Linked DNA regions of Homo sapiens: region 2 is linked to region 1. The links are chromatin loops, found by intact Hi-C in ENCODE. Cell type or tissue: CD14-positive monocyte. All regions are shown on one strand. Each heading gives the region's core, and the rest is flanking DNA. Links, peaks and the distances in the headings are about the cores only. Region 1 overlaps LINC02328 (long intergenic non-protein coding RNA 2328). Region 2 overlaps FLRT2 (fibronectin leucine rich transmembrane protein 2).

Evidence for each region. Peaks named below come from ENCODE experiments on the same cell type or tissue, not always from the same donor. Only the 100,000 strongest peaks of a DNase experiment are listed, where the experiment ranks them.
Region 2: a loop joins it to region 1, with 4 times the contacts of the local background. A loop is called at or near these places in 1 of 110 quality-filtered maps.

The regions. Positions count from the first base shown.
Region 1 is chr14:85,936,901-85,952,202 of GRCh38, reverse strand. The region is part of intron 1 of LINC02328 (long intergenic non-protein coding RNA 2328); the gene reads right to left. Among named protein-coding and RNA genes, the nearest start is that of LINC02328, 9.9 kb to the right of the region's middle. In CD14-positive monocyte, for the core only: no CTCF peak of the experiment used is centred there; a DNase peak (open chromatin) is centred at 8,812; H3K4me3 peaks cover 572 bases; H3K27ac peaks cover 2,040 bases.
Region 2 is chr14:85,591,632-85,606,933 of GRCh38, reverse strand. All of the region lies in intron 1 of FLRT2 (fibronectin leucine rich transmembrane protein 2), which reads right to left. Among named protein-coding and RNA genes, the nearest start is that of FLRT2-AS1, 68 kb to the right of the region's middle. In CD14-positive monocyte, for the core only: no CTCF peak of the experiment used is centred there; a DNase peak (open chromatin) is centred at 6,803; H3K4me3 peaks cover 719 bases; H3K27ac peaks cover 2,125 bases.

The sequences.
Region 1 (15,302 bases), core at 7,870-10,369:
CATTGTACTAATGTAGACTTTGATGTGTTCAGGAAATGTGATTGAATTTGTTTGGTACTCTCCAGTTGCTTTTAAAAGTCAGTTTATCCATTTGTTGCCAATAACACACTGTTTTAATAAGCATAGTTTTATAAGAGTTTTTCAGATCTGTTAGTATAGGTCTTTCAACTTCATTCTTCTTTAAGATTGACCTGGCTATTTTTGGTTAATTGCATTTCTTAAAAATTAAAATTAAGCTTGTCAATTTCTGTAAAATACCCTGATGGAATTCTTTATTGAGAATTTATTTAATTGAGGTTTACTTTAGAGATAATTAACATTCTTACAATATTGAGGCTTGAATCCATGAAAACTGCACATCCCTCTATTTACTGAGATTCTTTAATTTCTCTAAACAATAGATTTTTATATATGTGTGTGGTGGTGAGGTGGGGTTCTTTCAAAACTAGTGTTAAATTTATTACTAGATATTAAATGTTTTTTATGGTTACTCATTAATTTATTACCTAAGTATTTAATGTTAGTATATAGAGCTATATTTGATTTTTAAAATGCCTATTTGTATCCAACAAATTTGCTAAACATATTATTTTTTAATAGTTTACAGACTCCTTTATCAATCTGCATAATAATATAATCTATAAATATTGGCAGCTATGATTTTTCTTCTAAAATGTTTGTTTCTTCCTTTTTCTTGGTTTACAAAAATGTGGACTAGAAGTGCCGATAATGGACACTCATTTATTTTTTCCAATTTCTAGGGAAAGGTGTCAATATTTCACCTTTGTGCATAATATATGCTGCAAGTTTTTGGAGCTATTCTTTTTCAGATGGATAAAAATCTATATTCCTAATTTTCTAATGCTTTCAAAAAAACCATGAATATGTGTTAGATACTGTCAAATGATTTTGCCTTTTGCATATTTCTTAAAATGATCAATTTATGTTTCATTTTTCTGTTAATGTGGTAAATTTTATTGATAATAATAATGCTAATGTGATAAATAATATTATTATTTATATTTTTAACAGATAGCTACATTTCAACATTTTAGATCTTATGAAATATCTGTCAATAATATATCCTTTTTTCCTTGAAAAGAAAATGTCAATATTTAGAATAAAAATTATGTTAGCCTTATAAAAAAGAGCCAGAAATTACTCCCTTTTTTCTATTCCTGTGTAAGTTTAGGTAAGATTCGTGTTGTTCTTTGGAAATGCCATCTTGTCCTGAGGTTTTATTGTGGAAGATTTCAAATTAGGCATTCAATTTTTAAACAAATACTGAAGTAATCAAATTTTCTATTGAATTTCTCTCAGTCTTGTATGATTCGGTAAAGTTTTCTATTTCATCCAAATTATAAAATTTGCTATTATGAAGTTGGTCATGCTATATATATATATATATATATATATATATATATATATATATTTCTTTCATCATTTGACATTATAATTATTCATTACCCTTTTTCATGTCTAGTATTTCTAATTCATGATTTTATTATTTTCTTGATTATTCTTCCTACTGATTTATTTATTTCATTGGTATGTTCAATGATTAAACTTTTAGCTTTGTTTTTATATATAGCATAGTTATCTTAAATTGCATTGATTTTTTTTTTCTTTTTGGTACTTGTCTTGTACATTCTTTGGTTTCATCTGACTTACTTCTTCCAGAATTTTGGAATGAATATTTCAACCACTGATTTTTAGCCTTGATAGTTTTTCTAATATATATGATTAAGCCTAAAAATTTCTTTCAAAAATTTGCTTTACCTGTATTCCACACTTTAAAATGTTTTATAGCTTCATTATCTTTCATTTTAAACATTTTCAATTTGCATTTTGAGTTCTTCTTTGACCCTGGAATAATTAGAGGTATCCTAATTTCTATGGAGTTTGGGATTTGGAGGTTATCGTTTAAAAATAAATAAATAAATAAATGCTAGCTTAATCCCTTTGTGGTTAGAGATCATACTCTGAATAATGTACTTCATCGGAAATATGTTGAGTCTATCTTTATGGATCCATCTCCTTTCTATAAAGAAGAGTTAATATATTTTTATTTTGGGACTACAATACTGCCATTTTACATAATAGAAGATAGGAGAGAGGGTAATTGAAGGGTGAAATTTTAACTGTCCCACTTATTCCTGATAGAGTTCTTTAATTAATTACACTCATAATTGTCCTGTGTCCCAAGTCTGTCCTTTGTGCAATTAGCTCAGATTTGAGTGCCTTGAGGGCTCCCTAGGTAAATATTGTACTTACTGCCGGTGTTTTGGTTTCTAAATTTCTCTATTAATATCAGCCCACCTGCTTGGAATTTTCCAGATTTTGTCAAATATTCTGGTCTACTGATTTCTTATTTTTCTGTAGTTCTTATTTCTTTTATAACTTTCTACAGTCCCAAAGGGAGTTTGGGAATAAGAGGCAGTAAAACTCTGTGCTCAGTCTGCTATCTTGAACCAGCTCGAGGATAATTTTTAGCAATATTTACATTTAACATTTAACATGACTTTTGCAAATGGGTTACATAAACCATTGTTAACTAAAGCATTAAAATTGGGGACTCTTGGTAAAAAAGAAAAGAAGTTTTAAAATTTAAAGAAAAACTATTAAGGTAAGATTGTTCCCTACATTCTATTAAAACCAATCATTGATTAGTTCAATTCAGTCAAACTGCAGTCCAATGAATGGGGGAAGGAATTAATTTTTCTTTATAAATGAATTTTCCAGTTACTTATCACTACCCTGAAGACTTTCAGTACCACACAGCCAGCCCAAGAGAGCCAATGTACAAGAGAGAGAAAAAAAGAGAGAGCTATAGTTACAATCATTTGCGAATTAACAGGCTATACAAGACTAATTATCAGAGGGGTGTTTTATGAGCATTGAGTTGGAGTAATGGGTGGAGTAGAGAGAAAGTGGGTGACCCATAAAGGGCAGCATACCTAGATATGACTTTTTGTGCCAAAGGCCTCATCAATCATCAATTCTCCTTTCATCTGCTGATTTCCTCCTGTCCCTTCAAGTGAGATAAAAGTTGACTTGTCAAAAGCTGACATTCTTCTTCTGAATCGTTTCACAATTGTTATGGCACTTTTGCTTCTCAGGTTTGAAAAAAGAGGAAAACTCCTAAGGGAGAGAACTGGGTAGTTCGGTGCATCACCCTGAAAAAAAGATTACGATAAATACTCTCCAGGACTGAAAGGTGAAGATTTAGGTCAGAAAGTAGAAAGTTGTACTTTATTGTCAAAAGATTTTCTTTGAAGTATTTGTCTCTAATACAACGGGGTCTATTTTTACTAGAGATGATCAGCTGGCATGTGAAATACATAAATCTGCTCCACTTTGAGTATGTAGATTATTCTCTCACATCTGAAGTGTGAGCATTTCAGTTTCTTAAAATTACCGAAAAATTAATTTTTTTGTTAATATATCATCCACCTGATGCTCATATCATGTAAAGAAAACTATAGGATATCTCATATAACACATATTTCTTGTGCTTTACATGGACTATTGCTACATCATTTGTAAACAGAGGTACAAAATACATGAATTTCCATGATGATGATTGATATGGTTTGGATCTGTGTCCCCACCTAAATCTCATGTGGAAATTAATCCTCAATGCTGGAGGTGGGGCCTGGTGGAAGGTGATTAGATCAGGGAGGGGGCAGTTTCTAATGGTTTAGCACCAACCTCCCAGTGCTGTTCTTGTGATAGTGAGTTCTCACAAGATCTGGTTGTTTAAAAGTGTATAGCACCTTCTTCCTCTCTCTATTCCTGCTGCTCCAGCCATGTGAAGTGCTGGCTTCCCTGTTTCCATCTGCCTTGATTACAAATTTCCTGAGGCCTCCCCAAAAGCAGAAGCTGCTATGCTTCCTGGACAGCCTGCATAACCGTGAGCCAGTTAAACGTCTTTTTCTAATAAATGATTAGTCTCAGGTATTTATTTATGGCAATGTGAGAACAGACTAATACAACGATTTGTAACTGACCAAGTATGCATCAGGAGTGTCCATTCCCCACCGTCTCAGTTGTAGGTGCTGGGTCATACACAGTCAGATTTGACACAGAATCTCCTCTCTTCTACCCCACTAAGTGCTCAGAGGTCGTTTTGATCTTACAGTTAGTTTCTCAAGAATAAACTATAGATGAGCCTCACTCAGAGAAACTGGGTCACAGAGCAAATTCTCATGGCATTGGCCTATTGTCTAGGAGACAGGCTTAAGGGGGCTGTGGGGGAGGTTGGCACAGTGTTTTGACAAATGAGAGATTGACAGTGAATGTCTTAGAAGATTTATTCCACAAAGCTGTTCATCAGTAAAACAATGGTTTTTGCAGCAGATTTTTTTTTTCTCTATTGCCAGGTTCTTTTATAAAGCGTCCTTTCTCTGAGACCATCTTTCTGCTAGAAAAATCCTGATATTCATGTGCTCTTCCTTTAGATATCTTCCTCAGACTCCACTTCTTTCCAGCTAAAAGTCATTTGCTTCTTGACACACACATACACACACACACACACACACACAAATGCATTCTTCTCGTTTCTGTCATAATAGCACTGGAAAACCCATCAGCAACCTGAATAAAAATCCATTAAAACCACAGTTCAAATCATGAGTGACAGAAAAATATTTAAAAAGGTTTTCCCTCTCATAAAGGGCAATGATGGCTAAATAATTGTGCAGTTGATACTTATTGGTGAGGAAGAGAGATACGTACTCTACCCCTAGGAAGAGAGCTACACAGCCCAACCAACCATTCCCACATGCGACCCCAAAATGGGCTGAATTAAATATCTCTGATAAAGCTAACAAAGGAAATGGAATATATAATTTGGCACTTATAGTCTTCTAGTGCTACACATTAGTGTATATACAAAATTTTGCTAAGGAAATATCAAAGGCTTTCATTTCAGTCTCTGAGTCTACATTTTTGACTTCTATGGCTTAATACTTTGTCAATACATGACTTTTAGTTTTCTTAAGTTTCTTATGTCACAGAATCAATGCTTAGTGAAGACTTGTAGAAAGGTTGAAAAAAGGCTTAAGGTTTTTAGTACCAAAAGCTATTTTTTAATATGTTATACTAGCCAAAGAATTTGTCCTAAAAGCATTTATTATCTGTTCCAGGATTCATAAATACCCATTATAATTTTATTGAATTCAGCATATTTTTAAAAATTGAAAAGATGCAATTTTTCTATTTATAACCTAAATACAATCTGTGCATTTAAAAAAGAAAAAAAAAAACAACAACACTTCAAAGACAAGCTGTAGAGGTAATTTAGTCTGTCTGTATTTAAAATGAGCCAAAAGGAAAAAACTACCCAAATACAATTGGCTAATTGCTTTCAATTTGGCTTTATTTCCTTGACACTAATGGAGAAATTCTAACACCTACACAGCTAATGAGTTGGGAAGTTATGAGCTTTTTCTGAGTATGGATATCAAGTTGGGGGAGAAAAAGTTTATTCGCTGTTCAGAGAACAGCAAAGACTGAACAGACGTCATCTATGTCTGTATTTCAGTCTGTTATGTGTCAGGGTGTGTGACCTAGGATCTTGTAGTTTGAAGTGAAACATGGGGGTGCAAAAATATATTGTCAATCTACTGTGCTTAATGTCATGAAAAATGTTCCATCAGAGCCATAGAATAGTCATCTATACAGCAACAATGATGAACAACAATAGCAATAATTGTTAGTACCAACTATGAAATTTTTTTTTATTTTATTATTATTATACTTTAAGTTTTAGGGTGCATGTGCACAACGTGCAGGTTTGTTACATATGTACACATGTGCCATGTTGGTGTGCTGCACCCATTAACTCGTCATCTAGCATTAGGTATATCTCCTAATGCTATCCCTCCCCACTCCCCCCACCCCACAACAGGCCCCGGTGTGTGATGTTCCCCTTCCTGTGTCCATGTGTTCTCATTGTTCAATTTCCACCTATGAGTGAGAACATGCGGTGTTTGGTTTTTTGTCCTTGCGATAGTTTGCTGAGAATGATGGTTTCCAGCTTCACTCATGTCCCTACAAAGGACATGAACTCATCATTTTTTATGGCTGCATAGTATTCCATGGTGTATATGTGCCACATTTTCTTAATCCAGTCTATCATTGTTGGACATTTGGGTTGGTTCCAAGTCTTTGCTATTGTGAATAGTGCCGCAATAAACATACATGTGCATGTGTCTTTATAGCAGCATGATTTATAATCCTAAATATTCTTTATATCCAGGTTCCTTGCTAAGTGCTTTGTAATGTGTTACTCCTTGAGTTCTCACTGAAGAATATAGGTGCAATTGTCCTTACTCTAGTTGAAATCAATTATAATGATCTCTGAGGTAAATATTTTTTCATAGTAAGTGGAAGATCCAGGATTCACTATCATATTTGCCTCAATCCAAATCCCATGTTTCTAATCCCTAATCCACATCTGCTTACTTAGCCACTGGGGAAGTTTTCCGGAGGAGATACAAGATAGCTAAGTCTGAAAAGTAAAATGAAATCAAGCAGACAAGGACAAGGAAGACGAGTAAGGAAGCTAAGTTAATCAGGAAGAATGTAATTTACACACCAAATGAGGGGAGGAAATTATGTTTTTATGAAAACCAAAGGAATTTTTTGTTATGTGATTACACATTGCATAGAGCAAGTTGCAGACATAAAACTGAAGAGACGGGCTGAGGCCAAATTGTTAGGGGTTCAAATGCCCAACAAGGAAGCTGGAGTTGTCTCAAGTCATAGAAAATTATAAAAGCTCAGATAGAGAAATTGCATGGATGGATTTGCATATTTGATGTGTGTTCCATCAGACCAAGTGGGAGGACATCTCACTGAGCCATTCTCAGGATATCTAATAGAGAAAATGGAGCAAATCTATGAGAAAAGAAGGACTTCACATCAAAATAAAATAAAATAAAATGGAAGAGTTACCAATGTGTTCACACATGAGCTCTGAAGATGGGTAAGGATTAAAAGTGGAATTTTGAAAATCCTCCGTGTAGGAGGCCACAGTTGTACCTGGCTTAGGTCTCAGCAGTGGCTCCCTTGTGTGGTGCAGGACTGTGATTTGGCCTCTGGTCTGCCTGAGGTTGTCTCACTGTTTCAGACAATGAGGCAGAGCCTGGGCATGCTGGGCCTGCCTCACTCTTGGGCATCTGTACTTGGTTCCATTTGACATGTTCAGTCTATACACAGCTTAACAAAGTACTTGTTCTAAGTCAAAATGACTCCTACTTCAGGACTTGGAATCTTCGTTTTCCTTCCAATATGGTTTGGCTGTGTCCCCGCCCAAATCTCATCTTGAATTGTAACTCCCACGTGTCATGAGTGGAACCCAGTAGGAGGTGATTGAATTATGGTGGCAGGTCTTTCCTGTGCTGTTCTCATGATAGTGAATGAATCTCACGAGACCTGATGGTTTAAAAACAGGAGTTTCCCTGCACAAGCTCTCTTTTTGCCTCCTGCCATCCATGTAAGACACGACTTGTTCCTTCTTGCCTTCCACCATGACTGTGAGTCCTCCCCAGCCATGTGGAACTGTAAGTCCATTAAACCTCTTTTTCTTTGCAGTTTCAGGTACGTCTTTATAAGCACCATGAAAGCAGACTAATGAGCCTTCCTACTCCCTACTATAGTTAATGCCTTTTCAAACTGCATATATTAGCTCCAGCACATATATTCAAGGATGGCATTCTTCCCCACTTCCCCAATCAGATGACAGACCCCACACCTACCCTCATAGTCCCACAGTTCCCTATACTGTTCTTCCAAAGTACTAATCACAAGTTCTAATGGTATTTGTAAGAGATTATTTGATGAATGCCTACCTCTTCCACTATACTGCAGCTCTCTGAAGGAAGGGCAATATATGTAGTGTTATTAAATGTGCCTCACAAACCTAGTACATTTCCTGGAACCCAGTATGGACTTAATATATATTCATTAAATGACAGAATGATTTTCCCATTGGTGCCATCTCATTTGACACCATAAAATGAGAATTATACCTTACAAGCTGTGACTTCATTGGTATCTCCCTCATGGTTATATTTTTTTAAAAAAAATCAACTTGAGGATTTAATTTAAACATTGCAGCAAACATCCTTTTGGGGATTTTCATAGTTTGGTCATTCATTCACTCATTCATTCCACAAACAATAATTGAGCACAATGGCTTCCTCTCCAGGGCTCTGTTAGTTCTGTCCACTCTCCAATCTCAGCATTCTACATTTTTTTTCAACAAACTAATCCTACCAGCTGAAAATAAGATGCCAGTATGCCAGTCCCTTGTGGTTTTTACTAAAAATTGCCTGCAAAATGAGACACAGTCCTTTCATGATTTTCATTAGAGAGCAAATTGCTTGTGATACCTTTGGCAGAAATTAAATGGATGTATAGAGGCAGTGCCATCTTATTACGCAGTTGAATTTTTGAGAAAAGAATGGGGTTTGTCAGACCCAAAGTTTCGCTGTTGCTTTAAAAAAATGGCATCAATGATCTCTCAAGTTACTGCATGAGGACACCTAGTCTGAGTGTCTAGTGACAGTTTTTACAAAGAATTTTACCCTGTAATGGTTACACCTGCCTTATTATTGTTTCAAGTGGTTGCAAGGAAGTGTTTTCTTCCTCTTATTTCAAAGGAAACAAAAATATTTTAGAGGTTTGGTATTTGGACATTTCTTTTTTCTTCAGTTCAAAATCCTAGCAAAGAGCGATAATTTGTGGTGTGTTGAAATGAAATGCTGCAATTGAAAGTTGCTTTTGCAGTTTCCCCAATGTGTCATGCTGATGCTAACCTTTTCATAAGGCAATGCTTTGAGGAACTTTGATTGTTAAACAGTGCACTCTGAGCTGAAAGGAGAATTTTGGAGGAATGATGGGCAAAACTGTTTACATATATTTATCTAGAGCATTTGGTGAGTATAATGAATCATATTGAAGTACAGCACTTGTTTAAAATGTTACATACTGTAACATGGGATATTAGTATTTAGAATTGCTCACATGGTTTATGTATCTATATTGTTTTTATGATTGGCACTCTTCAAGAAAGGCTTGAAGTAGGCTTTGCCTATTCTTTACCAATCACCAGATACTATTGTTTACAATGTACTTTAGTCTACACAAAAATGGACTTTACACTATACTTTAATCTGTAGAAAGATGATCCATCAAGGCAGGAGTTCTTAGCTTTAACAGCAGAATAACAGCAATGTCGGCCCATAAGAATGTCTTTAGCTCACATTTTGCCACACTTTTATTTCATCACCTGATATTCATGTTAGATCCAGTTGACTTGGTCTTGAGAATGAATCAAAGATACGGGTGCTCTGATTTCCTACACTTCAATGTGAGTAATTCTCATTATATGCTTGATCCTGATACAAATGGCCACTCCTGACTATAAAATTTAGGCTTTAGCATATGTTGTCGTTCTACACGTGTCTTAGCACTAAATATGCAATCAAAATTAAATTCTACTTTCTACTAAGTCAGGTATGAGAACATATTTAGACGGACCAAATAATAGATTCAGAAAAATAATTTAACTGGTTGAATGTCAAATGTCATAATTTCAAAAATCTAGAAATTTGAAATTATCTACTTGTTGACTTAATGGGACTCTCATTCAAGTTTCTGCTCCCATAGAAAGACAATTGATGTTTCTGTGAGCCAAAGCTGAGACTATCAAAATTGCATATAATCAAAAGGAAATACTAGAAATAGGAAAATACTTAACAGGAAAAAGAAGAGGTGCCTTTTATTGCTCATTAGTAGACTCCAAATAACTCAGAAAAGAATCAGCGAGGTTAAAAATAGGCTGTTAGAGAGAATTCTCAAAATATATGCGAAGGGAAAAGTAGTACAAAAAAAGACAGAACATTCAAAAATTGTAATAAAAGAAAAACCAAAAACAAGCTAAAAATAAATTGCAGTATAATTTTAAAAGGCATCATATGCATATTATTTGAAGGAAAAGAAAGAGAATGAAGGAATAAGATTTGAAGTAATAATGACCAAGAAATCTAAAACATTAACGGCAAACACTAAGCCACAAATCAAGGACATTCAAAAAACAAAAAGCAGGAAAAATAAATAAATAAATGCACACACACACACACACACACACACACACACACACACACATACACACTCCTCCAAAGCATATAAAATTCAAACTGCAGAAAACTAAAGATAGGAAGAACAACTTGAAAGTAGCCAGATCTAAAACAAAAACAAAAAACTTACCTATAGAGGAACAATTTTAAGGATAAAAGCAGGCTTATCGAAAATCACACAAGCAAGAAGAGGGTAAAGTGAAATACTTAAAATATTTAAAGAAACTACCAAACTAAAATTCTATAATCAGCAAAATTATCCTTGAAGAGTGAAGAAGAAATAAAGAATTTTATTGGCAGCAGAACTTCCTGCATGAAATGTTAAAAGATGTTCTTCAAACAGAAGGAAATGCTATGTCAGAAATGTGTATCTAGAAAAGATAGGAATAAATAAATAAAGATAAAATAAAATATTTTGTTTTACTTTTTCTTAAATGACCAAAAAAGTAACTATTTGTTTAAAGTAATAATAACAATTTATTTGGTGATTCAAGCATATGAATAAAAGAAATGAATGCTAGCAACATCATAAGGAATGGAAAGAAGAATCAAAAATACTTATTAAAAAATAAGAATAATATGAAGTTTAATCTTAGATAACAGGTGCAGTCAAAACTACAAGTCAATAACAGAAATTTAGCTGAGAAATTTCCAAGTATCTGAAAATTATATAATATACTTCTAAATACCATATGGGTCAAATAAAAAGTCTCAAGAGAACATTTACATAGTTTAAAATAAAGGAAAATTAAAATGCAATTATTAAACTTGAGAATGCAGTGAAAATAGTGCTTCAAAATTCATAGAATTAAATGCATATCTTGGAATAGAGGAAATATCTACAATCAATAACCTTTCTACTATAAGAAACCATAGAAATAAGGGCAACTTAACCTAAAACAAGCAGAATAAAAGAATTAATAAAGATTAGAGCAGAAGTAACAGAAATCAAAAGGAGAGAAATAATAGATAAAAATCAAACAAACCAAAATATTTTTCTTTGCAAAGTTCAGTAAAGTTGACAAAATTATAGCCAGGCTAACCAAGATAAAAAAGAGAAGACAGAAATTATCAATATCAGAAATAAAAGAGTCATTACTACTGAACCCATGGACATGAAAAGAATAAAAAAAAGATTATAATGAACAATGTTATGCTAACATATTTGATAACAAAGCTTAAATAGCTAAACCTCCTGAAAGACAAACTATCAAAATTTATACAAAGGAAAATGAGAATTGTCCTGTATTTATTAAATAAATTCAATCAATATTTCATAACTTTAAAAAAAGAAAGCCTGAGAAACAGATGGTTTCAGTTAATGAATTCTACCAAACACTTAGGAAACAAATAATGCCGTTTCTCCACAACAGAAACAGAAGGGCCACTTCCTAACTTATTACATAATATCAGCATTTCCCTCCTACCAAAAGCAGATAAAGACATTAAGAGAAAAGAAAACTACTGACCAATATCCTTTAAGAACAGAAGCAAAATTTCTCAACTAAATAATAACAAATTGAAGAGAATGTATAAAAACAGTAATACACTACAACCCAGAAAGTTTATTTCAAGTATGCAAGGTTAACTCACATTCAAAAAAATCAACTAATGTAACAGACCCAGAAAAATTATGTGCCTGTATCAATTGAAACGAAAAAATTATGTGACAGAATCCATGCCCATTCAGCATGAAAACACACATCAAAGTAGGAATAGAGAGGGCCTTCCTTAATTTGGTGTTTTAAAATTACAAAACCTCCTACCGCTAGCATCATACTTTGTGGTGGGTGTCTGGAAAATTTTTCCTTAAGATCAGGAACAGACAAGGATGTTTTGTCATTACTTTTCAATTTTGTATTGGAAATACTAATTGATACAAAAGAGTAAGAAAAATAAATAAAAGGTATACAAATTGGAAAAAAAGAAATAAAACTGTCTTAATACACAGATGACATGATTTTCTATGTGGAAAATCAAAGCAACTATGAACAGCAGCAACTTAGAATAAATAGGCAAGTGGCTGGGCTCAGTGGCTCACGCTTGTAATCCCAGCAATTTGGAAGGCCGAGGCAGGTGGATCACCTGAGGTCAGGAGTTCGAGACCAAACTGGCCAACCTGGTGAAATCCCATCTCTGTTAAAAATACAAAAGTTATCCAGGCTTGGTGGCATGCGCCTGTACTCTCAGCTACTCAGGAAGCTGAGGCAAGAGATTTGTTTGAACCCAAAGGCGGAGGCTGCAGTGAGAATTAATAGGCAATTATAGAAGTTCACAAGATGCAAGGTTATTACACAAACGTCAAGTCCATGTTTACATACAAGCAAAGAACAATTGGGATTTATAATTTTTTTTAAAAAGAGGCATTTATTATAGCCTCCCCCAAACTGAAACAATGAAGTATTCACATACAAATATAACCATACATATATATTTAGGATCTATAGACCAAAAAACACAAAACAATGATGAAAAAATCAAAGAGTTGTGTAAATATATGGAGAGATGCCTCGTATTTACAAGTTTAAAGATTCAATATTCCCTTTTTTTTTTTTTCTCTTGAGACAGAGGTTCACTCTGTCACCTAGGCTGGTATGCAATGGCGTGACCTCGGTTCACTGCAACCTCCACTTCCCAGGTTCAAGCGATTCTCCTGCCTCAGCCTCCTGAGTAGCTGGGATTACACGCAGCCACCACCATGCCCAGATAATTTGTATTTTTTTAGTAGAGACAGGGTTTCACCATGTTGGTCAGGCTGGACTCGAACTCCTGACCCCGTGATCTGCCCGCCTCAGCCTCCCGAAGTGTTGAGATTACAGGTGTGAGCTACCACGCCTAGCCAAGATTCAATATTCTTAAGATGACAATTCTTCCAAACTCTCTCAAGTGATTCAATTGAATCTCAAAGAAAATCTTAGTACACTATTTTGGAGATATTGATAAGCTGATTCTAAAGTTTTATTGGGGTTCAGAAAATGACAACCCAAAATATGGCAGTTTGGCATGCTGAGTGCTTTGAAAAAAAAAATGTTGAAAGGCCTCAGAAATAAGCCTCAGGACCATGGCCTCTCTTTAATCTCTGCCCCCCCTTACCCCTTCCTTTATTGAAGCCTCAGGAAAACCCTTCTCTCAAGTTCCCTTATCTGATTAAAAAAGTTCCTCCAGAAGTCATGAAATTGTCTTAAAACACACTTCCTAGAAATTTCAACAGAAAACAGGGAAAGATTAACCACTGGAGAAGAGACTAGATCTGAAGTCATCACCACGCTCAGAGAGATTTTTCATCTAGACTTCTGAGGGAAGCTCCAAGAGATTACCAGGGACACTATCTGCATAATAAGACAAATTTTGTTCATGGTGAACATCTCATCACCTTCTCATAACTTGCCACCACCTCGCCCAGATCTCAAAAGAACTTTGTCTTTTTTTAGGCTAATTCATTTCTCTAAACATCATTGCCTATACTCTAAATTGCCTGCACTCCCATCTCCCTCTCCCCTATGAAGAGTGTTATTTAAGCTGCAGCCATCTGGCCCTTCTTTGAGACTCATATTTTCCATGGCTCCCATGCTTCTGCACATTAATAGAGTTATATGACTTTCTTTTGTTAATCTATCTATTGTCAGTTTTTTTCAGCAGCAAATCCTCAGAGAGCAGAAGAGAAGCTTTCCTTTTGCCTCTATAGGAAAAATTAAAAGGCAGAAGATCCAGAATAACCAACACAATCCTGCAGGAACAGAGGAATAATGTTGAGGATTCACACTATCTTATTTTAAGACTTACTGTAAAGCTACAATGATTAAGACCACATAGCATTGACCTCACCTCACCAAAAAAAAACCACATAGATCAGTGGAACAAAACAGAGAGCCTATAAATAGGCCCAAACATATATTCAAATGAATTTATAACTTCCCATTGGGTTCATCTTGCCCACTGCCTAGACAGGGCCAATTTACCAAGACAGGGGAATTACAATAGAGAAAAAGTAATTCACGCAGAGCCAGCTGTGCAGGAGACCAGAGCTTTATTACTACTCAAATCAGTCTCCCTGAGCATTCAGGGATCAGATGTTTTAAGGACAACTTGGTAGGCGGGGGGAAGCCAGTGAGCCAAGAGTGCTGATTGGTCAGGAAGGGGATAAAATCATAGGGAATTGAAGCTGTCCTCTTGGGCCAAGTCAGTTCCTGGCTGGAGCCACAAGATCAGATGAGCCAGTTAATTGATCTGGGTGGTGCCAGCTGATCCATCAAGGGGAGGGTCTGCAAATTTATCTCAATCACTGATCTTAAGAGCAGATTAGGGTTTTTTTGTTTTTTTTTTTTTTTTTTTTTCTGAGACCAAGTCTCACTCTGTCGCCCAGGCTGGAGTGCAGTGGCACGATCTTGGCTCACCACAAGCTCCACCTCCTGGGTTCACACCATTCTCCTGTCTCAGCCTCCCGAGTAGCTGGGACTACAGGTGCCTGCCGCCACACCCGGCTAATTTTTTTTTTTTTTTGTATTTTTAGTAGAGATGGGGTTTCACCATGTTAGCCAGGGTGGTCTCGATCTCCTGACCTCATGATCCACCCGCCTGGCCTCCCAAAGTGCTGGGATTACAGGCATGAGCCACCGCACCCAGCCCATAATTTCTAATCTTGTGGCTAATTTGTTAGTCCTACAAAGGCAGTCTAGTCCCCAGGCAAGAAGGAGGTTTGTCTGGGGAAAGGGCTGTTATTGTTTTTGTTTTAAACTATAAACTAAGTTCCTCCCAAAGTTAGTTCAGCCTACACCGAGGAATGAACAAGGACAGCTTGGAGGTTAGAAGAAAATGGAGTTGGTTAGGTCAAATATCTTTCACTGTCTCAGTTATAATTTTGCAATGGTAGTTTCCATTTTTCCCAAAGATTCAAAGTCAAGTCGATGAAGCAAATGTTGACATTTTAAACAAATAGTGCTGAAACAATTGGATACTCAAATTAAAACAAAAAGAACCTAGCACATATTCTACAGCTTTCACAAAAATTAAGTTGAAATTGATCAAGTACCTAACTTTAAAATGAAAAACTATAAAACATCTAAAAGAAAAAGAAAAGAGAAAATCTATGGAATCTTAGATTTGTCGATGAGTTTTTAAATACAGCACCAAAAGCACAATACATGAAAAAAAAGT
Region 2 (15,302 bases), core at 5,415-7,914, 340 kb after region 1:
AATCTCCTTCGGATGGTGGCAGGGGGTGTGGGGGAAGGGGGTGTAATAATGCAAGAAGTTTGAGAGACACTATCATAGACTACCAAGCATGGAAATAAGAGTAACAGCTAACGGCCGGGTGCGGTGGCTCAAGCTGTAATCCCAGCACTTTGGGAGGCTGAGGCAAGCAGATGACGAGGTCAGGAGATGGAGACCATCCTGACCAACATGGTGAAACCCTGTCTCCACTAAAAATACAAAAATTAGCTGGGCGTGGTGGTGCGTGCCTGTAATCCAAGCTACTCGGCAGGCTGAGGCAGGAGAATCGCTTGAACTAGGGAGTCGGAGGCTGCTGTGAGCTGAGATCGCACCACCGCACTCCAGTCTGGCAACAGAGCAGCACTCCCTCTCAAAAAAAAAAAAAAAAAAAAAAGAGTAACAGCTAACATGTAACATGTAACGTGTAATGCACCAAGCCACGTGCTTGAGATTTGCTACCTAATTCTGATGGCCACACTGTGTAGTAAATATTACATTGCCATTTTAGGGATGCAGAAACTGGGACGTCAAGTGTTTAAGTAACTTTCCCAAGATTACAGGTAGGTGGGATATATGTAGCAGAAAATTTCCTACCAATATTCCATTTAATCATAGAAAACACTGTGTTCTCACACCCTCAACAAAATACACCAGCCCATGACATACTGAGTGTTAGCGGTTGCTACAATATTCTTCTAATACCTCCACACAGTACTCTTAACCATTGAGCTGTGCGCTCACCAAGAGTCCCTAAGTATGTGATGCCACTTATACCTTTTAACTGTAATTATATAATATAAAGAAATATTTGGTTGGGCAATATTAGGAGTACAAAAAGGAGTTACTCATGGTGTGAAAACTTACTTGAATGGTTCAGAAAAAATCATGAATGCTAGCTAAAGTTGCTGGTATATGCGGGGGAGGGGGAAGTAGGGAAAAGAGAATCTTACAAATCTTTCATCTCAATATAATAAAGCAAACTGGAAGTCAGGGTTGACATATTTGGGGGAGAAAATAATATGAATTCAATCGGTGCTATGGAAATATATAGATGAAAACTGAGCTGTACGTCAAAAGATTGGCCAATTAATGTCCAATTTGATGTTTCTGTGTACAAGTTATTTTATTTTATTTATTTATTTTTATTTTTGAGATGGAGTCTTGCTCTGTTGCCCAGGCTGGATGGAGTGCAGTGGTGTGATCCTGGCTCACTGCGAGCTCCAGTTCATGCCATTCTCCTGCTTCAGCCTCCCGAGTAGCTGGGACTACAGGTGCCCGCCACCACGCCCAGCTAATTTTTTGTATTTTTAGTAGAGACGGGGTTTCACCGTGTTAGCCAGGATGGTCTCGATCTCCTGACCTTGTGATCTGTCCGCCTCGGCCTCCCAAAGTGCTGGGATTACAGGCGTGAGCCACCGTGCCCAGCCACAAGTTATTATTAAATATCTTTATGATTTCTTAATTTAACTGAAGTAACTGTCCCAATTATGTCTGATATTAGGTAACATGTACACTATATAAGTTTTCAAATGTATATCATGGTTCTATCAGCCTTAAAATCTGGAAAATCTATGACTTTTTGAGGCAAAACTCAAGCAAAAGTGTTGAGCACCATTCACAGGAGAGAGCTGCCAGTACTGGCTTAATGATGTTCCCAATCTCCAATTATATTTCCAAGTTATCAAAAGCACAATGTAGCTGAGAGAAAACAAAACTCTGGGCTCCCTAAATGGTCTTTCTTGACAATAGGAAGAGGGGGTGTGGGGAAATGTAGGTTTTAATCAAATTAGCTGGAAAGGCCTGAGATGATATTAAAAGAAAAGATGAAAACGCTCAGTTAAAGTCTTCCATACCCAGGCACTTCTGACTGCCTGAATTATTTACCAGGTTCACTGCAGTTAGGCCCCAAAAGGGCTATGAATTCTTACTGGCATCTTCTCTGTGACCTGTGATGATTCTGAACTCTCTGTGTCAAAGAATCATGTCGGCACTAACAGGAGTGACAGCCAGACTAGGCTGGGAGGACCAAATGTCTTCCTATTTTCCTTCCTAACCCCCACCCACTTCACCCCTCTGCCAACACACACAGCAGGAAAGACTAATTTCTTCCCCATTTTCTAAGCACTCTTTGAAGGTATTTCTTTAGCACTGCTCTGAACTACAGCTATTTAGAGCAATTTAGTTTATCTGGATCCTTTTATTCCCTCTACCATTAGTCCAATTTCAAAAACAATAAGAACAACAACAAAAAAAAATCTTCTCAGTTTTAAAAACAGTCCTAGGCTTATTTATTTTAAATGCTTCTGATTTTTTTTTTCTTTCTTGGTGGAGTTTTCCAACTCTCTCTCAATTTCTTCACCCAGAGCAATTTATGAAAACAAATGCAGCCCACAGCAATCATTAATCCTTAAAGTGAACAATACTACTGTGAATTATGATGTTCAAAGACTTGGGCTAGATGGTGGGAGCTCAAAAGAAGTCAAAGATATGATTCGAGTGCTTAGTAAATTGGTAATCTAGTCACGTAAATAAAATGAGCACATTGGCGATTACCAGGCAATATATAAATGTTGAAAACAGAGGAAATAGGCATAAGTAAAGGAAGATCTGGATAAGACTCAGGAAGTCATGATTTTACTCCTGAATGTTCCGCTAAGGCAGACACATCACTTACCTTTCCTAGGCGTCATGCCACCCACCAGCATGAAAGGAGACAAAGCAGATTATAGTTAAGCTCCTTTTCAATCTTAAAATATGTGACAATTTCCAACCCATCCCACCCTCAAGATACTCCACAAAAATGTTTTCACTAACTAGTAAGACAGGTTGGGATAGATTTAGGTAGGATGGCTTCCTGAAGTTCTTCAGTGCATCAAAATGATATTGAAGAAAGCAACAGAAATGGGCTTCCATTTCTGTTAAAGCAGCCATGTTTTAACACAGTAAAAATGGCACTCTCAAGACACAAGGAAAAGTTACCTTATGTTATCCAGAAACATGCATACATTTAATTTCGGATCTGTTCTCCATTCTCAATCCAGGTTTCAAGATTGAGTCTCGCTCTGTCGCCCAGGCTGGAGTGCAGTGGCAAGAGACCTCGGCTCGCTGCAATCTCCACCTCCTGGGTTCAATTGATTCTTGTGCCTCAGCCTCCCAAGTAGCAGGGACTACAGGTGCATACTACTATGCCTGGCAGATTTTTGTATTTTTGGTAGAGTGGGGTTTCGCCATGTTGGCCAGACTGGTCTCAAACTCCTGACCTCAGGTGATCTGCCCGCCCAGCCTCCCAAAATGCTGGGATTACAGGGGTGAGCCACCGTGCCTGGTCTCAATCCAGGTCTTAATTACCTAACAAGATGTGACAGAAAAGAAAGAAAGGTAAGAATGAAAAGGAAATCCCATCATCTATTATCAGAAGTTATTTACCTGACCTTATCTCATCCTTATCAGAAAACCTCACTCAGCAATGAGCAGTCAGACACAGCTATTCTTTATATGCTGGTTTTGAAGCTATCAGTTATTCAGTCAATCCTATTATTCTAGAAAGCATCATGACACATCTTTTTTTTTCTCCTTCATAATCGATGCCCGGAACCTCAACTTTCCTCTTTCCCATAGACACAAAGGGGCCTCTATCTACTGTTCTCTGTAGATAGCTCTACAGGCGTTGTTCTCTGTTGCAGCTTGTACCAAGTACCTTCAGGGAATTCAGAAATAAATCAGTTAAAGTCCTTGCTTGCACATTATTTAGGAGAGAGGACGGCAAGGATGAAAGCCCAATTAATAATTTAAGGCAGATGGTCATAAATGCCAAAGAGGTATCAACAAAATTATACCCAGACACAAAAGAGAAAGATCCTATTTAAATGGAATATTTGAAAGATTTGAAGAGAACAGGGCATTTAAGATAAACTTCATTTATACTTTTCACATTCCCCATCAGATGTAAAGAAGGAAGTTATGCGCTCAAATGCCCCCATTCTCCAAAAGCAAAACAAAACAAAACAAAGCAAAAAAACCCGAAACCCTAAAACAGAGGTAATCATTATTCTGGGGTTATAGTAGATTTCTATGTAATACCTCTTCCAAATGGTTTATTTGTTCCATTTTAAACAGAAATGAAGGGTCCCCTACACAAAGAATTCACATGCATCAAAGAAGACACCATCCGTTTGTGACACTCCAGCAACTTGTTTCCTAATAAGTTGCCAGATCTATTCAGTTAACAGGGCAAAAATCACTGATGTGAAGGTGCAGTTCCTAAAGCAAAATTACGCCCACTCTTTCCATTTCACTCTTCATAATTGGAACATTTGCCAAATCATAGTTCCCTGTGCTGAGCATAGAACTCCATTCAGCTACTCTGGCTTTGAAAGCTCACACTTGGCTTTGAACAAACCCGGAGGAAGACAAAGAGAGCACATAACGTAATCAATCCTGATTTCTCCAATTTGTTCTTTGAGCTCCAGCGTGCTTTAATAAAATCGGAAGTGCCATCTCGCCTTCCAATTGAGAAGCTGGGCAGGGAGCAAAGCCAGTAGTGTACCAGGAATAATTCTGCAGTGACAACTCCAAGTCGGAGCAAAGGGACTATTCTAAGGTTGTGGTAGCAAAATGGTTACTTTGAGAAACTGAATTTGAATAGATTGCTTTGTCAGGAGACAGTAAAGAAAATCAAGTAGGTACATGTGTATTTTTGTGTAATATACATGCATATTTATGCATGCATTTACAGGGTGTACGTATGTATAAGAGTGCATATGTAAATACATATGTGCAAATGCATTTATAAGTCACTATATATCTAAGCAGACACTTTACTACCCTTCATTATAAATAAATAATAACAAATTGTATTCACAGGCTTAGATATGGTTAAAAAGCAATTCTCTATTGTGAAAATGGCTGCTCCTTCATACAGATCAATAATCATTGTTGGTGGTAGACAATGAACACTCCCACCTGACTTCCAGAAGCAACTATTTCTAGAACCTGATATTCAAAACATTCCACGGTGACCTCAAGGGAAAGTTTCCCATTTTTGAGCTGAGTATGTCAGACACAGGGAAATCCTTCTGCTAGTACTCTTTCTTAGCTATCCACATCTCTGTGACTTTACCAGTAATAATTATAATTATTTAAAATCTAATATTTGCATAGAATTTACAAAGTTTTCTCTGATGCATCTTGTTTGATCCTCACATCTCTCTAAGGCAAGTATTATCATTAGTCTCATTTTATAAGCGACCAAACTGAGGCTCAGGGAGTAGCAGGACTTTGCTCAAGCTTGTCCAGTTAGCAAGTAGCAAAGATGGGGTTCAAACCCAAGTATTCTGACTCCAGAGTTGTGCTTTTTCCTATGGGCTGGGAAGGTCTTCAGGGCTTTGCTCCCTAAGCCATTAATCCATTGCAGCTTGCCATTCACCAGCTGCTAGGACAGCCTGCTGTCTTCCATTATCCAGAGGCCTGTGGCCTCCCCAGGGAACTGGTGATGTTGGGCATAATTTTAGTCCTGGAAGTCTGGCTGTGTTCCAGAACCTCTTTATTAGGATCATGCTGTGTCATTTAAAGTTCAAAGAGGCTTGTAAGCAATGCTTAAAAAATGGCTCAACAATGGTCCACTAGTCCATGGTGAGTTCAACCCGGCCCTGATGGCTTGGACTCATAGTTTACCGCCTGCCCAGGGCAACATTATTTCACTTGGTTTCTTCCATGCTGCATCTCCCTTCTATCTCATCCTACACTACCTACAGCACTTCAGCTTCCATCCCTACATCTTCACTGCTTCCTGTACCTTAGTCCCTCCCTGGTCAGCTGAACATTCTCCTTTCTGAGGTTCAGCTTGTGCCCCTCATCCAATCTCCCTCTCACCCTCCTGTTACTGTAGGACACGACTTCCAATGGCTTATTTATTTCTATTTTTTACACAATATGAAATGAAAGTCCTATCTATCTCCTGGCTTGATAAAGACTAAACTTGTCATTCAACGAACATCTATTAAGCAGTTAGAATGGATAACACTCTGTGCAGCATAACACATAAGTCACAGACTCGACCCCCAACCAGGTCTTCTCTGATGAGAAAGAGGATCAGGTCTTCACTATTCCAAAAACTCTTTCCCAGCACTGGAAGTTCCCCAAGCTCCCACTCCACCTTTATTTTTGCTTCCATGTAAATTATATTGTCTCTATTTCTTACTCCCTGGTTCCTTATAATCCAGCTTATACTCTCCTGAAATACTTTTGAAATTGCAAAAAAAGTCCACAATATAATTTCATAATAGAAAATCTAATGGTCTCTTTCAATTTTCCTTTGCCTTGACTTCTCTGCAAGGATTAGATTCTCTTGACCACGTTTATTTTCCCCAAGCTCTAACCTCCATCAGTTTCTCTGATGTCCTGTCAGAGTCTTCCTTTTTCTGACCATGCCTGTTTTCTTCCCTGCACATAAACGTGGGCAGTCCTCATAGTTCTATTTCCAAGCACCTCTTCCTCAGTACACAGATTAAATGTACATGATTAAATGCTACCACTTTAATCTTAGAAGTCTGGATACCAAATCTTTAACCCAATTAGAACATTCTGATCAGAAATTTAGCCCTGCATTTCCAAACCCATGGATACCGACAGCCACACACGTCCATCTGGAACTTCAAACCAAATCTTTCAAGCTCTTTTTCTGACTTCTCCATTTTGACCAATGGCATCAACATCTTTTGTTACAGTAAAGAGGCCTATGCTGCCTCCTACTACTTCCTCTTATCGCCCAAATGAATCATTAGTGAGGTCAATTCTTCTTTTACAACATCGCTCACATGCCTCTCCTCCTTTATTTATAGCTACCCCCATAAATGAGCTGAACTGCACTTGCGTCACATCTCTTTGTCTCCAGTCTCTAAACACCATCAATTACTTACAGATGATATTCTGAAGGTATCATTGTGCCCATCATATACTGTCCTATTAACAACTTTTATTTCTACTGCCTGTGACAATAATATTTAACATTTCCATGGCTGTATGCAGCCTTTTTATTCGGATCTTGGATTTAAATCCCAGATCTAACACTTCCTAGCTATGTGACCTTGGGGAAGTTATTTAATCTTCCTGTGGCCTGGTTTCTTCACCTGTAAAATACACGTATAATTTGTTAATCAACTGATAAAGGGAAGAAAGAAAGAAAGAAAAGGAGGAAAGAAGGAAAGACGGGGGGAGGAAAGAAAAGAGAGAGAAGGAGAAAGAGTAATTGAACTGATTAAAGATTAATTAATGGCTAAGGTACAACTTAAGTTTGTTTAGTTGTACATGGCGCTGTCTGACTAACTTAAAACTTCTTTCTTCAATCCAATGTGGTATAGAGGAAAACACATTAGAGAAACCAGTGTTCAATGCCTGAATATTCTGAAATTACTGGAAAGTAATTTAACTTCACTAGGTCACAGTTTTCTCCTGGTACATATGAATAACAATGCCTACTTTACATGGTTGCTTTAAGAATTAGGAAGAGAAATATGTTGTATCTTTGGTAGCGCCCTACTTATAAGATTGTTCTTCACAGTGGTTTACAGAGGCAGCAGCCAAAATATGGCCATTTCTGACCTTGCAAATACTTTTAGCCTATTGAGTTAATAGTGATTCATAGGATCAAAAGCTGTTTGCAATACTTGTCACCTTGAAAAAAAAAAAAAAAAAAAAAGGCCAGGCGCAGCGGCTCACGCCTGTAATCCCAGCACTTTGGGAGGCCGAGGCGGGCAGATCACGAGGTCAGGAGATCAAGATCATCCTGGCTAACACAGTGAAAACCTGTCTCTACTAAAAATACAAAAAGAAATTAGCCGGGCATGATGACGGGAGCCTGTAGTCCCAGCTACTCGGGAGGCTGAGGCAGGACAATGGGTTGAATCCAGGAGGCGGAGCTTGCAGTGAGCCAAGACTGTGCCACTGCACTCCAGCCTGGGCGACAGAGCGAGACTCCGTCTCAAAAAAAAAAAAAAAAAAACCATCCCATTTCTCTTATTTCATCTTAATGTATAGCTATATAAAATAAGTTGCACATCATCAAACCTATCACACAACACAGCTTTTTAAAGAGAGGCTGTCTGAATAGGAGAAGGAGGTAAATTGAATTCCGAAGACCTACATCTTTGTCTTAGTTCTGTCACTAACGGGAAGTGTTGTCACTTCATTTATCTAGGATTGCATATTAAAACCGTAACAGGAAGAAGAGGAATTTTATAACATCTAAGGTTTCCTTCAGCTCGAAAATCCTATGAGGTCCAACTTAGAAGCAGCTCTGTGATCACACAAACTTCTAAAGAACTTCTCAGAGCATCAGAACATCACCATCAGAAGCCAAGCCCTACGATGAATTCAGTGGACATAAAGGGCTGATAAGGATGATAGAGAAGACTTGGTTTTCTGAATCTGCTCCCAGTATCTGGTGTCACTTGTGCACTGCACCCCAAAATCACTTGAAAATCTAAGTTTAGAATTCCCGTATAATGGCTTTATTCAGTTGTGAAATCTGTTTAATTCCAGGATGAATGAAACACAGTTCACCCAATCCCACTCCATCATTCCCTTTTCTCTGAAATGCAGTCAGACAGACTTGTATGTCCCAACACTTCCTCTGTCATTAATGAGTGCTGGACAAACATGCAGCAAATCGTGTAACAACTCCGATCCAAAATCTCCTTGCAACAAGCTTATAAAGATTAAATGAGCCTACTTATGCAAAGTTTTTACTTAGTAAATGGCCTGAATAGAGTAAGTGCTCAATAAATGGCAATGATTATTTTCATCATTAGATGTGGGATGTGTCTATATGAAGTGACTAGATTGACAGTTTTGAGTGAAACAACTGAAGGAAATAGTGACAAGTGTAGGCAAGCCATAAGAAAAAGAGTTTGAAAACTGAGATCAGCTCAGATGAGTTCCCAACTGCAGACAATTATGTTTCTGACTGTAAATAAACCACTTTGTGGGTATAAAGGCATGCCAACAGAATATATCATCTCAGCAGTCCCACTCAGCTGGAACATCTATCAGTATACAATTTGAAGCCACACGTTTCCACATAATTCACTCATGTTTTTAGATTTCCACAGAAGTAGAAGTAATTGTGTCTCTGAACAGACTGGACTCCTCACAAGTTGTTTAAACCAAATAAATGTCTTAAAGTTGGCCGCATCCTTAGCGGGGCAAGGTGGCATATGCCTGTAATCCCAGCTACTCAGGACGCTGAGGCAGGAGAATCCCTTGAACCTGGGAGGCAGACGTTGCAGTGAGTCGAGATCGTGCCATTGCACTCTGGATTGGGCAACAAGAGCAAAACTCCATCTTAAGTAAATATATATATAAAGTTGACCACATCTTGTTACTTCCAGTATCAAGCTTCTAATCAAGAAAATAGAGCAACTTAAGAAAAAAATAAGCTCACAGACTTTGCCATTTAGCTGGTAATGGCAGCCAGCAAAATCAGGTAGAACAAATAAAAAGACAAACTTACCACGTATGTTTGTAATAGGATGTATTTTCTCATAAAGAAATCAACGTTCTCTAAATCGCCCATCTCCTTTTCTCACATACCTGTCTTAGTTAATAAGAGAATATGTATGGAGTATTGTATATATAAATGTAGTTCATGCCCTAACAGCTTATATTTCTCTTCATCTTTCTCTCATGGCCTGATATATATTCTCTCATTTTCCAGCTCCTTGAGCTACATTTTTCCTTATTATATTTTAATTGACTTTTTCATATTAAATTTTGTTTGAAAGGATGATTTGAGTTCAAAAGCGCCAAAGTTGTCATACCTTTTGAGCAAAGCCTTATGTCATATTTAATTTGATCCAAACTTGGATAGCAAATGCTGGTGTTCCTCTCTATTTTTTTCATCTCAACGCAATAAAATATAATAAAGGCACAGCTAAAGATAATAAAGAATAAATCGTTTCTGTCATTCAAACACCCAGCTTTCACCTTGACTTTGACGCTCAGAAAACTCTATCATTTTTAAATGTTTGCTTGTTTTCTGAGAATCAAATCGTTAAGGCCATATGCTCTCTCCCAGCTCAGTATTCTCATTACCATTTCAAGTGTGCTTAAAATCAATTGAAAGTCAACACACCCCATAACAAGGCGCAACTAGCATGTTCTCATCTGTGCCAGATGCACAGTAACTGCTCACCTGTGAAACTCTGAATTCTCCCAGGTACCATCATGATAGGCTAAGAGAGTTTAAATAATGAAAATGTTTTTTTTAAAAAAGTCTTTAGCAAGACGATGGGTTCAATTACTTTAGAATCTCTACCTCTGAAATTATTTTATCTATTTGTACATTGGACAATTCCAGAAAATAAATTCCCACATTAAAATCCTTTTTCCACATTTAAACAACAACAACAACAACAACGACAACAAAGACTGTCTTACATTAGTGTCTAATCTCTGTTTTGGTCCATGATTGTAAAAGGCGTAACATGACAAATAGCTAACAAATGTGCTGGAGCTCCTCAGAAAGGAAAACAGAGCGACATGAAAAGTGTATGTCCAGTTGTTTCAATATTTACAGAAACGCCTGATTCTATTTAAGATTCTTGTGAAGATGAGTATTGGTGGTAATTCAATGGACCGCACCTAAATCCGCGAGGACAGTTTCTATGTCAGTCTCCAGATCTGGAAGAGAAGATAACGTGTGAAAACAAACAACGGCAAAGGTTCAGGGGCGCCTGTTTCCTGGCCCCTGGGTGAGATGCAGCCTCCTTGCCCTATGCAGGGAGTCATTGTTTGTTTTTTGGGCATCACTATTTTAAAAGGCTCTTCCTGGACGGTCAAAAAGTGAACCGTAATTTCCTGAGAGATGCAGCCACAGCCCATCTGAATCGGAATGAAAACCAGTCCAATCCCAATTGCAGAAATCTCAAAGACCTCCAAACCTGCCCCAGGGGACTTGTACAGCTCAACTCCAACCAACAGACAAAGAAACACGATCACTTCTTGCCCGCCAAGTGAACCCTTCCAAATCTTCTTCACAGAACCAAGAAAATATATATGTGAAGTCAAGAAAACATAGCAAACCAGAAATGGCCTAGTTTTCCCACTGGGTCTGTTACTTGATATTGAGAACTTATTCCCCTATAGAAATAGCTATGGGTTTTACTTCCGGGTCCTTCTGTATCAGGGCTTCAAAGAAAATTTTGAATATTAATTCTATCGATGCCCTTTGAACATGGTAGGCAGTTATACCGTGGATAAAAGCAGGACATTAATTCCTAAGCTCTTTTCATATAGACTTCAAAGGGTTCTTTCTTCCACATTTTTGAAAGGAATCCATGATTTCTCATAGCTGTGTGCATATACACATATGTAACAAACAAGCACATATATATACTTGAAATGTATGCAAATCAGTTACTGAGCACCTTCTCAATGCCAAGCACCTTGTCGGGCATTTTTTTTTTTTTTTTTCACATCTTACTGCTAATTGTCACAAAATTCTTGTAGGTCATTATTACTAGCCCATTTGTGAGATTTATCTTAAAACTAAAGTTAAGTAAATTCATTTGCTTAAATTTACACAGACTGTAAACATCAGCACTTGATCCTAGGATTATATGACTCCCAAAGCCAGGGTCTTTCTAACTTATAAAACACATCTCTTATTAATTAATGACTTTGGGCATTATGGAAGTATACTTGGCACTAGAACAACATGGGTTTGAACCATGCAGGTCCACTTATATGTGGATTTCTTTGAATAAAAGTAGCACCAAGTGTACCTGCCTCTCTTGCTTCCCCTTCACCCTTCATCTCTTCCACCTCTGCCACCCTGAGATAGCAAGACCAACCCCTCCTCTTCCTCCTCCCCCTCAGCCTATTAATGTGAAGAAGATGAGGATAAAGAACTTTATCATGATCCATTTCCACTTAATACATTTACTTAAGTAAATGTATTTTCCTTACAATTTCCTTAATAACATTTTCTTTTCTCTAGTTTATTGTAAGAATACTGTCAATAATACATATAAAATACAAAGTATGTGTTAATCGACTGTGTTATTGGTGAGGCTTCCACTCAACAATAGGCTATTAGTAGTTAAATTCTGGGGGAGTCAAAAGGTAACGGCAGATTTTTCAACTGTGCAGAGGGTCCGTGTTCCTAACTCCAGCATTTTTCAAGAGTCAACTCCATTAAGTAAACTTTAGTTTTTATGAGGATTATAGGAAAATTGAATAGGAGACGGGTTTAGATTCAAAAGTACCAAAACATGTGTTTCTCAACTGCAAATGAGTGAGATTAAAACAACTCCAAAGACCCTCATTCTTTCAGAGCTCAGGGAGAAAGTTCTCAACTGTTTATTGAGCACCTACTGGGGTAAGAGAGATTTAGAGTTTGTGGTGGAGGGCCAAGGTTTAAATAGTCACAGTCAAGCTAAGCCGCACCTAGGGTATGTGAGTTGAGACTTACAGGTATGAGGGAGCGGCACACACACATCTCTGGGAGTGGCTATTTGATGAAGTTTTACTCACTCACACAAAACCAAACTCAAAGACGTGTACACACATTCCACACACAACACAAATCCCCAGGCCTTCCCAGCCATACTGATCAAGGCCTACACAATTTTTTCCTCCTGTCCCTTAACTGAGAGTGTTTAATATTTAAGCAATAACAGTTAAATATTATATGCTTAGTGTATGTTTAACATTACTAAACAAAACTTATTTTAATGAATTTAAAAACAAATTATTAACAAATAATTGGACCTGAATATTCTAAATAAGTAGACATATGATGGGATCCACAATATATAAGATGACTAGGAATTTTAAATACATATATATATGTTTTGTTTTGTTTTGTTTTGTTTTTGAGACAGAGTCTTGCTCTGTCACCTAGACTGCAGTGCAGTGGCATGATCTCGGCTCACTGCAACCTCTGCCTCCTGGATTCAAGCAATTCTCCTGCCTCAGCCTCTGGAGTAGCTGGGATTACAGGTATGTACCACCACACCTGGCTAATTTTTATATTTTTAGTAAAGATGGGGTTTCACCATGTTGGCCAGGCTAGTCTCAACCTCCTGACCTCAAGTGATCCGCCTGCCTTGAACTCCCAGAGTTCTGGAATTACACAAAAACATAATTTTTAAATATCAGATGCTAAGTATCTTTAATGCTCAGAGCTAGTTATAAAATTGTTTCAATTAAAGGGGAAAAAAATGCCCAGGTAACTGTCACACGAACAATGCTAAATAGCCAAAAGAAACAGTAGAAGGTTGGCAATGTTGTAAAGAGTGAAGAATTTGTAAAACATTATTCATTGGCTCTGAGATAGACTTTAAATACCCAACAATACCTTGGTTCTTATCCTCAGAAAGTACATGACATTGAAAACCCTACTGGCACTCACAGATTTGGGCTCAACACATTTTCAATCAACAGAGTTTCAATCATATGTAAGGAAGAGCCCTGTGAAAGGTATGACATGCTCTAAATTAACCTTACTGGCCCTGCAGCCAGAAGGTGAGGTCTGAGAAAAAGAGTTTGAACATTATGTGCAAGAGATAGTGGTTAATTTCATGGACTTTCAAAAGTCACACAGAACTGGACACACAGACATTGTAGGAAAATCTGAAAATTTTAGGAAAAGCCTAAAATTAACCATTTGAAAGCAACCCATGCTTCAAAAAAAATTAAAAGTTAATCTAGGAAAATTATATAAACATCTAGCAAAATGTCTGTTTCCTTTTCTCTTTTGTAGTTAACCTAAATGTTCTTAAAAAACAGTATAACCTGGTGGCAATTACTTAGCCTAAGAAGAAAAGGAAATGTTACCCATATCCAAATGTGAATTGAGATTAGTGTACAGTAGATGAAGGTATCTTTTCTACATTTTCAATCCACTGATTTGAAACTATTACTTGAAAATATTGTGTTAAACATGTATGTAATTTGAAAATATTATAGAATGACTACAAAGAAAGCCCTGTGCACATGGAGCCAACAATGTAGAATGTTCTCCAGCTCCAAATATTCCATTATACTCTGCATGGTATCCTGTATGAACAGGTACAGAATTCATGCGGTTCCAGGTTTTCTTTTTTTTCTTTTTTTTTTTTTTTTTTGAGACGGAGTTTCGCTCCTGTCACCCAGGCTGGAGTGCAATGGGACGATCTCGGCTCGCTGCAACCTTCGCCTCCTGGGTTCAGGCGATTCTCCTGCCTCAGCCTCCTGAGTAGCTGGGATTACAGGTGCCCAACCTGATGCTCGACTAATTTTTGTATTTTTAGTAGAGATAGGGTTTCACCATGTTGGCCAGGGTGGTCTCAAACTCCTGACCTCAGGTGATCTGCTCACCTTGGCCTCCCAAAGTGCTGGGATTACAGCCGTTGCGCCACTGCACCCGGCTGATTCCAGATTTTCACCTGGCAAGTAATGGTGATACTTCTTTGCAAATTCCAGACCCCATTTGTTCTTAGAGTTGACGTATATTTACCACCAAACAGGATGGTCTATCAGTTCTATCTACCTGATAAAAAAAAGAAAGGTGAGTGGAGGTTCCCATTTACCACGTGTCCCACAATTTGCAGCCCAATTGCTGCCAGATAAGGAGAGGAACCAGGATGTGGTTTTCGGGATGTAACGAGCAGAAGAAAGGGGAGCTACCACCTTCTTTCTCTGGGGACACTTTCTTATTTTTCTATTTTCTTTTCTACCATCACAAGAAAACCAACTTTATCCTATCACTTAAAAAAAACTTATAAAATATTTTTTTTGTTTTCTTCCTGTCACATCTGTTTTAACGACCCACTGCAGGCAGGGTAAAATCAGCAACTATGGAAAAAAGTATTTAATGTGACACTTTTAAAGTCAATTTGTAATTTACTTTGTTAATTTCAACTTCATGGAGTTATTCATTTCTTGACTGTTTATGTGTTTAAAACAATGACATAAATGCATATTAAAATTATATAGCATTCTATATAAGCATAATGCCTCTTTATTCTCCACATCCATAAGAGTCAGGGCTTAGCTCATGAAATATTTATTAAGCAGTAAAAATGCTATGTATTCACCAGACAAAACACCACCTCACTTCACTCAATAAATCAAGAGCAGTTAAGAAGAAACATTTAGTTGCCTACCGCCCTAGATAAATGGAGATTTGTTATATTTTCAGCTGTTTCATGTACTAATTGGCAAAAGCAATTTGATGGCTATTTTGCAGGGTTGAGGTGATGGGATTCCCAGTCACCTAAGGATTCACCTGTTACATTTCAAGT